2 separate regions of the Homo sapiens genome follow, and region 1 is linked to region 2. Evidence: chromatin contacts called from ENCODE Hi-C or POLR2A ChIA-PET data. All regions are on one chromosome and are shown on one strand. Each heading gives the region's core, a stretch centred on a gene start or an enhancer-like site at or near the end of the contact. The rest is flanking DNA. Distances are from core to core; before and after follow the strand shown. Region 1 has its middle 110 kb from the start of ZNF608. Region 2 overlaps LINC01170 (long intergenic non-protein coding RNA 1170).

Region 1 (4,235 bases), core at 959-3,458, 510 kb after region 2:
GCACAGAGGCTTTGTCTCATAGCAGCCTGGAGAGACACACCATTATTTTCCCCTCTGAAATAATAAGCACTTTAGCAAAGGAAAATCTTGTCAATTCCCTAGGGAGTGTATTATCCCTTCTCTGAAGCAGTATAACATAGGGGTTATGGTCCTGTCACTTACACAGTGGTGTGAACTTGGGCAAATTACTTTAGCTTGATGCCTCAGTTTTTCCAGCTCTAAAATGCGAATAGTAATTGGGTGATTATGAGAACTAAATGAGTTCTTACATGTGAAGTGCAAAGTAAATATACTATAATTTTGATGATGGTCATTATACCAGTTGTAATATTGTATATTATACAGTAGAACTATTATACTATTGTTATTGTGTTAATACTGCCCAGGCAGAAAGGGATTTGTGTTGGGTGGTGTGGCAGGTAGAGTGGTAGCCCCCAAAGATGTCCATGTCCTAATCCCCAGAATCTGTGAAACGGTTGTTACGTGGCAAAGGGGAATTAAGATTGCAGATGGAACTAAAATTGTTAATCAGGTGACATTGAGAGAAGGAGATGATACTGGATTATTTGGATGGATTCTATCTAATCAAAGATCATTATAAGAGGGTGGCAGGAGAGCCAAAGATGTGATGATAGCATGAAAGTAAAAGAGAAAAAGATAACACCTCCATAAATCAGTAGAAAGTTGGGTCAATAAGTAACGATTCTGGTTCCCCAACTTTTCTGACTGAAGAAATCAGTGCTTTAAAACACTGAAGGTAAATAAATAACTTCCAAAGTTTCCAATAGTTGAAAGGAGGAATAGTGCCATGTTAAGTCTCCTTGCCTGAAATTGGGGGGTTGTGAGGGTGACACCCTTGAAAGTTATAGGGGTCATGATTTAGTCCCATAAGAGTTTAGTTTCTTGCAGAGGTGGCAAACAGCCTTCATGTTGCGTGTCAACTTTGGTCTGTTTTTTAGGGACTACTGGGAAAGCTGCACTGAGAAACTTGTTATGAGGTCTCACACACATTCAGGTGGAGAGAATGCGGCAATGATTAGCCACGTCCGTTATGGACACAGGAAAGAAGCTTTGTTCCATCGTACTACTTGCCATTCCAGGTAGACAGGAACATGACAACAGCTGGCCAAGGGTCAGGCTAGTCTGATCAGACCTAAACCTAGACTTGTCCATGGGTGTTATCATGCCTTGTGTTCATGATAGCCCTGGATACTTTAACTTTCTCCATATTGCAGATTTTGATGTTTCCTTTCATTTTATTTTCAAATGTCTAAGTGAAAAAAAAAAACTTCACTGAAATGTATAGTGTATGTGAGAATCTCTCAAAGTTTGTTCCTGTGTATGAAAGAAATGCCTCTCCCTGTGTGAAGAAAATCTGAATTCAATCCCAGCAACTCAATTAAGATTTATCCATTTTTTTCCAGGTTTTCCACTGACAGCCTTCATTCCAGAAGAAATAATATGTATTTTTAGTGGGCTAGCACTGCTAATTGACGTGCTGTGAAATGAATCCAGCCCTCAGATGTGGTTTTAAAATTGAATTCATCTTCAACCTAAAAGAACTACTAATTATTATGTTAAAATCTGGGTCATCCAATTCTTTTTAAAGAGCTAGAGGTCTGGTCCAACTTTATCCACATTGGTCAAATGAGCATCCCCATTCTGTTTACATCGAGTTACAAGGAAACATCGATGGCTTTCCTATCTCCAAAAGCAACAAAGAACGATAGAACTCAGCACTCTACCTGTGGGGCAGGGGCTAGGCATGAGTTCTAAATTTCATACGACCTGTTGGTTGTCACAATTTGTTGGGGAGGTTGCTACTGGTATCTCCAGAGTAGAGGTCAGGAGTACTGCTAAATATACTACAATGCACAGAACAGTTCCCCCACAGCAAAGAATTATCTGGTCCCATATGTCAATAGTGCCAAGGTTGAGAACTCACCCCTTGCTTTAAAGAGTGATTTTGTTAAGAAAAATGAAAAGTCAGACTGGGGGCCTTGCTTTGTTTTCTCTTCTAAAGTTAACTGAAAGTAAACAACATTTATGACTCAGGCTACTGCAAAAAGCAGGGAATGGATGACTGTGGTTAGTGACAAAAACAATAATAAATGGCTTTGCCTGTCTTGTCTCTTTCAGAGTCAGGGAAGGAATGAAATGACCAGTAATTATCATTTAAACTGCTGTTTTTATCCTGCATCAATCAGAGCTATTCATTCTGGTTACTCACAGACCCTTGGGCTGAAACCACACTAAATCAGGGTCACAGCCAGTGTGAATGTATAAGGCCACACGTTTTACTCTGCAAGTGTTAATGACCTGGGCTGAACAGCAATGGCAAGTTTCCATGAAAAAGTCATCTGAGATTGTAATCTAGGAATAAATGGTTCTGTATGGAGCCTATTACCTGGTTTTTAATATTCTGTATTCAAGGGGACCACAGCTGTAAACAACTCTTCACTCCCATTTCTCCATGAAGTTAATTTGCACTGTGTCAGCACTGCAGGCTTTTTGCATATGTTCAGGACAAGCTGATATGAGCAGGCCTGGAATGAGTAATGTTTAGTAAAATCAATAAACCCTATTATTAGTCACTAAGGGGACTGATTTTATGTCTATAAAAGTAAAACAATTAGAATGTATTAATGGCAGATTCATCATAGTAATATAATGGAGCCAAGTACACTTGTCTTTTGGGAATCTTTAATTTACCACTCGGTACTGACTATATACTCAGCCAGAGAAATGGCACACGTAATATAAATAAGCCCTGGCCTTTGGCAATTCATGTTGTCATCAGCAAAGACAACACTGTAACAGTAAGAGGAAGAAACAAAACTTCATTTAGTGATTAATGTAAACCAGTCACGAATAATGTTCCAGTAAAAGCCTAGGGGAAGAGCCTATTCAAATTGCAATGTGCTTTTGGTCATATATCTCTTTGTATTTATCAGCATTCCTGTTTATTACAGGAGCAGAGTTAAACATGGTCCAATGCAGCTATTTATAACCTGTTTACTTAACCACCTAATTAGAAGTGATTTTAAAAAGCCTGCTATGTAATAAACATACATCTAGTCATTTTGCAGCTGAAAGGTAAGATTGGCTTCCATATATATTATTAAGAGCAAGAAAATCATCAGGAATCCACAGTATCACCCAGCTACCAACAAGAACATGAAAATTCAGCTAGTGAAGATGTAAGTTGACCTTAGTTCTGCTTCTGTGCTTTGACAGTTAAGGGGTTGGTTAAGAACTGGATCAGCATGTAGGCAACCAACAGATACCCTGCCAACTATAGTCTGAACAGAGAAAACATACTTGCTTAACTGGTATAAGACAAATTACCTCAAGTCTTCAAGGATAATCAAGATGTCGTATAAAAACGAAAAAGCGTTGATAGCTTAAAAATGATGAAAAATATGTGAAATACTCTTATGTATAGGATTAAACACCACAAACGATATTTTTATAAATAACAGCTTGGATGAAATTCAAAAGAAAAACTGAAAACTAACAGAAAAATATCTTCTTACTGAAATCTATTAAGAACATAGACTAGATGTGTAAGCCAAGCAGCAAAGGCAATACTCTAAGGTGGTCTTTCAAAATCAAGGGAAACATTTCTTTTTGATTGCAAAATTCTATTCATTTCTGATGCAAAGGCCTCTAGGTAGAACTAACCAAATTATACCAAGACAAATTCCGTCAGCTTAAAGAACTTTTTAGTAAACCACGTGGTAGCACTGTCATTAGCAATTATAGTAAAATAATAAAAACTTACAGCTGGAATGGAGCACTGAAATCAACCAGTCCAAACATACAAAGCACACTCCCACCTTGGGGCTTCGGTACTTGCTCTTCCATGTCACTGCAGTGGTGTTCCCCCAGATGTCTGCATGGATCCCCCCCATCTCTTTAGTGGCCACTCTGTTTACAGTTACAAACTCCAGCACATATTCACTATGCCCCACTCCCATGCTTCATTTCTCTTCATTGCATTTATCAACCATCTAACATGCTCTATATATTATTCAGATATTTTATGATATGTTTATCCCACCCACCAAAAAATGAAAGCTCCATGAAGACAGGAATTTGTGTCTGCTTTGTTTACTGCAATATGCCAGAACCCAGTGCAGTGCTTGGGATAAAGCAGGCACTCAGTAAGTGTTTGTTCCAAGCAAAGAAGGGAGAGAAGAGGCAGTTAAAATTTGGCATAAAATATTCTAGTA
Region 2 (4,110 bases), core at 536-3,035:
TTGATCATACGTATACAGAAGAGCCAAGTTCTTAAAACAATGTCGATTTCACTGCTTCTCAAAATATCAACGGCCTTACTTACAGTCATTTATAAAAAGGTGTGGGATTTTTTGGTTTTAAACATTGTTTGTAAAGAGAAGTTGGGCAAACAACATGGCTGACTCTAAGTCCGGCTCCATTTGCATATCCTGCATTGGTGTTTCTGTGAAGTACATTTATGATGCCTATTAAAGAAAATCAAGAAACTTCTAAAACACTTTTCTTTGATGCATGCATCTAGAGTAGGACATGAATCAAATTCAAATGGAATCAAGTCAATCAGGATGAGTCTCAGAAGCACACCTGGCTTTTGAGAAAGAGTTAGTTGCTTTGGGGGGTATCCTAGGGGGAAGCATCTTACTTGGGGTGTCATCATCCAATCAGTAGATGTCTGATGGCTCTGTCCAGCAGTAGCAGTCTCAAACCCCACTGTGAAAAGAGGGGCTTCCTCCTATTTGTCTCTTCGATTTGAAGTTTATACAGGAAGAAGAGCAAGAGAATCATAAATAACATTTAAATTTAGGAGCTACACTTTTTAAGTTTTCAAGAAGACAGCAACTGTAACCAAAAGAGCTTTGTTCTCAGGCTAAATTTTGATTGATTAGGAAGCAGGACATTCTCTAACCATTGTAAACCATAACCTAATCATTAACTTTGTGAAGTTAATATTCAGCACTGTTTTTTTTTTTTTTTTAGATGGGGTCTCGCTCTGTCACCCAAGCTGAAATGCAGTGATACGATCATAGTTTACTGCAGCTTCAAACTCTTGGTCTCAAGGGATCCTCCCACCTCAGTCTCCTGAATAGCTACAACTACAGGCACACACCACCACACTCGGCTAATTACGTTTTTTACATTATTTTTTGTAGAGACAGGGGTCTCACTTTCTTGCCCAGACTGGTCTTGAACTGCTGGCTTCAAGCAATCCTCCCACCCCAGCCTCCCAAAGTGTTGGGCCTGCCTGGCCATATACAGTACTTTATACCGCATTGACCTATACAATCATTTACATGTGCACAAAATATGTGTGCAACATGCAGAGCTATAGCCAGGTGTGTGGTTGTGTGCAGACACATGCATATGCAGACAGAGGCGCACACACACACACACACACACACACACACACACACCAAGTCAGTACACCAGCTGTTCAGCATTATTTACAATATATTGGAATCACCGCTGACCTAAAGAGCTGAAGAAAATAACAGGCCATATTTTCAGCTTAGTAAAACCCTGCAGTAGGGAGCCCTTTATGAACAATTACAAGCATTTGCTGGAAATACATTTGCTGATTTAACAAACTGGGTAGGACAAATGTTTAACATGCTGTCGTAATGATGTTCAGATGCTTTTCTTAGTATTCGCTGATCTGAGATAATGCGTTCTTGCCCAATCATGCTACAAAGAAGCAGCGGAAATAAATAAATAAATAGATGTAATGTGATGCGCTCTCACAATAGCAGAGCTGCTGACTGCCCCTGACAGATGGGAGAAAAAAAAAGTCAATATGATGTCTGAGACAGCCCAGGCTCGGCACTGCAGAATAAATTACATGATTCGCTGAATGCCTGGGCTTCGCTCAGACATACAAAAAAATTGGAAAGATAAAAGCTTGCATTGGCTTCAGATGATATTTACTGCTTGATGGATTTACTAGCAGCCCCAGTACAGTCATACTGTATTGAATTATTGGCCTCTATTTAGCTGTGTGTCCGTCGGAGCTTGAGTGTCCATTTAAGCGTAAGTGAGCTGGAGGCCCGCCAAGTCTCTCAGAGGCTCTGGGTACAGAGGAAGACGCAAGCTAATGGCCACCAGCTTGAATAACAGGGAGCTTGAGGATACTGGGGTAGGCAACAAAGCCCAGCTACAAAGTACTTTCTTATCAATATTAATGCCAAAATAAATATTAATGGAGGCTTCCCGGCATACCATTTTTGAATGTGCCCTGTTTTCTTTGTATTTTAACACAAATAGCTGGAAATGACTGTGTGATTTTTTTCTTTCCCTCTCCTTCACACTTTTTCTCCCTTTGAATCTAAGAAGGAATTTGGAAAAGACCATTAGCTTTACTGCTGCCCGTTGTCACAGCAGCAGTGTTTCTATAAGGCAAAGGAGGCAAATGAAATGCTGGCTCTAAGAGGTATACAGCTTCCAATAAAATATATGATTAGAATTGTAATGTGCAGTACATCAGCTATTGTTACAGAGTCTTTACTGCATTGTGCTATGGCAGTTCAATTGGGAAGGAGCCTTCCATGTACAAAGCGCCCGTTAGGAAAGTTGCATTGTTATCATAGCTTCAAAAAAGAAGGTGGTGTGTGGAACAGGGGATATGTGCAACTCTCTGTACTTTCCACTCAGTTTTGCCATGAACGTAAAACAGCTCTAAAGCATAAAGTTTATTAGTTAAATAGAAACACACAAACACACATATACACACAAAGAGGGTGCAGGCAGGTTGGGTTGCGGTGGAGGAACAAAGAGGGCTAAGTGTTGAAGGCACTGGATTCAGCTACCCAGGGCCTAAAGTGTGAATGAACTGTAATTTTTCATAGTTTGTGCACTATAGGGAAGAGGGAGTAACTGGGGAGATGGGCCAGTCAAAGAGAAAGTCAGGGTCTGGCTCATCATTATTTATGGGAAAGATTAGGGGAGGGTTACTGCACAAGGATCCAGAGTGAGACCCACAGCGAGAGTTCTCAGACATCTGTGCAAGGCAACTGCTTCCATGAGCAGCACCAAGAGACCACATGCTCCAGGAAGATGCACATGGAGCATGCCAGCTGACTAAGTGTGCAAGGCCGGCTTCAGGAGGGTCTCCATGCTCTGGCAAGAGCAGGCACAGCCTCCAAGGCCAGAAACCCTCCCTGCATCGACTTGCCATGCAACCCTGAGCAAATCACTTAATTTCTTTTGTCCCTATTCTCTATCCTGTAAAATAGTTGATGATATCATAATAACAATGAACTACATTACAACATATTTAATGGATCAGGTGGAGTATGGATGACAAAAAGGTGAGCAGTGTTTCAGCAGTGTTAAACTTTTGGAGTGCATTTATGATCATTCTCACATTTATTCTCTCCACAGAACAGTGCATGGGTCTTGCTATGCCCATTTTATAGAATAGAAAAGTGAGGCACAGCTACTTAACCCAGGTCGCACAGCTAGATCACAGAAACACTAAGACTGGCCCCTAAGCCTCCCTTCTGATATACTTTCTGAACTATGAAACTTGAAAAGTCACCATCCCCTATTTGAACAGCAGGAGTAGGCACAGGTGACCCAGTGGACCCAGAAGTGCATCACTACCCTGAACTTGACTTGCTGCAGGACCTCTGATCACATCCCCTAAGTCCCTGGCCCTTCTCTCCAGCTCAGACCTGCCACTGTGAGGGGTTCCTGGGACCAGCAGTGTTCAGATAGACTAGCTGGGGGATCCCAAGGCCCCGAATGCCTAGGATAGACATCTCTCGGCTGGCTTTATGCAGAGCAAACTATTCTGAGGCTGAAGGGGCGTTGGATGCCACGGTCCGTCCCGCCTGCTTTCTGGGTGCTGCTCTCACTTTGCAGACTGCTCACAACAAACAGCAACCATCTATTTCATTCTGACCGGTTCTCACACTAGAACACTTAAATCCATTCTTTCTTTCTCTTGCTTTCTCAAAGCAAAAGAATCCATAAGGCAAAAGGAAATAATCACTGTATCTCAGACTCACAATAATGGAGCATAATTGCTATTTTCGTCTTGGTACTTGACACACATCATCTCACTTCTTCATCAGAATAGTGCCACAAAGTTGTCAGTATTGTTTGTTTTCATTTTCCACAGATGAGTGAATTGAGGTTCCAAGAGGTTAAATCTTTGCTCAGGGTCACACAACTGGTAAGTCAATAAGCTCAGCTTTAAAGCCCTGATTTGGCTGGTTCCAAAGCCCAGGTTTCTCCAGAAAATGTGATGCTCTTTCTGGGATGGCCCTGAAGAGTCTCTGTTTAACAATGCAAGAGAGTTGGCAATCTATTTTTTAAAGTCTTTTATGAAAAATGATCAAGTTTTTCTAATGATA

The links. A loop is a pair of places that touch in the nucleus more often than their neighbours do. ChIA-PET counts read pairs that join two places held with the same protein, here RNA polymerase II (POLR2A). Pooled maps may share reads with other maps.
Region 1: a pooled map shows a loop between it and region 2 (3-fold over the local background). The contact joins two enhancer-like sites. A Hi-C loop is called at or near these places in 1 of 37 single-sample maps with no recorded cell type and 5 of 50 pooled maps. POLR2A ChIA-PET finds 5 or more read pairs at or near these places in 1 of 52 experiments (OCI-LY7).

Annotation. Positions count from the first base shown.
Region 1 is chr5:124,632,328-124,636,562 of GRCh38, forward strand. No RefSeq gene overlaps it. Among named protein-coding and RNA genes, the nearest start is that of ZNF608, 110 kb to the right of the region's middle. RefSeq lists a silencer at 1-103. Within about 2 kb of position 2,209, at least 3 of the 41 ENCODE cell types and tissues checked have a DNase peak (open chromatin) inside an H3K27ac peak, as active enhancers do.
Region 2 is chr5:124,126,271-124,130,380 of GRCh38, forward strand. All of the region lies in intron 4 of LINC01170 (long intergenic non-protein coding RNA 1170), which reads right to left. Among named protein-coding and RNA genes, the nearest start is that of LINC01170, 310 kb to the right of the region's middle. Within about 2 kb of position 1,786, at least 4 of the 41 ENCODE cell types and tissues checked have a DNase peak (open chromatin) inside an H3K27ac peak, as active enhancers do.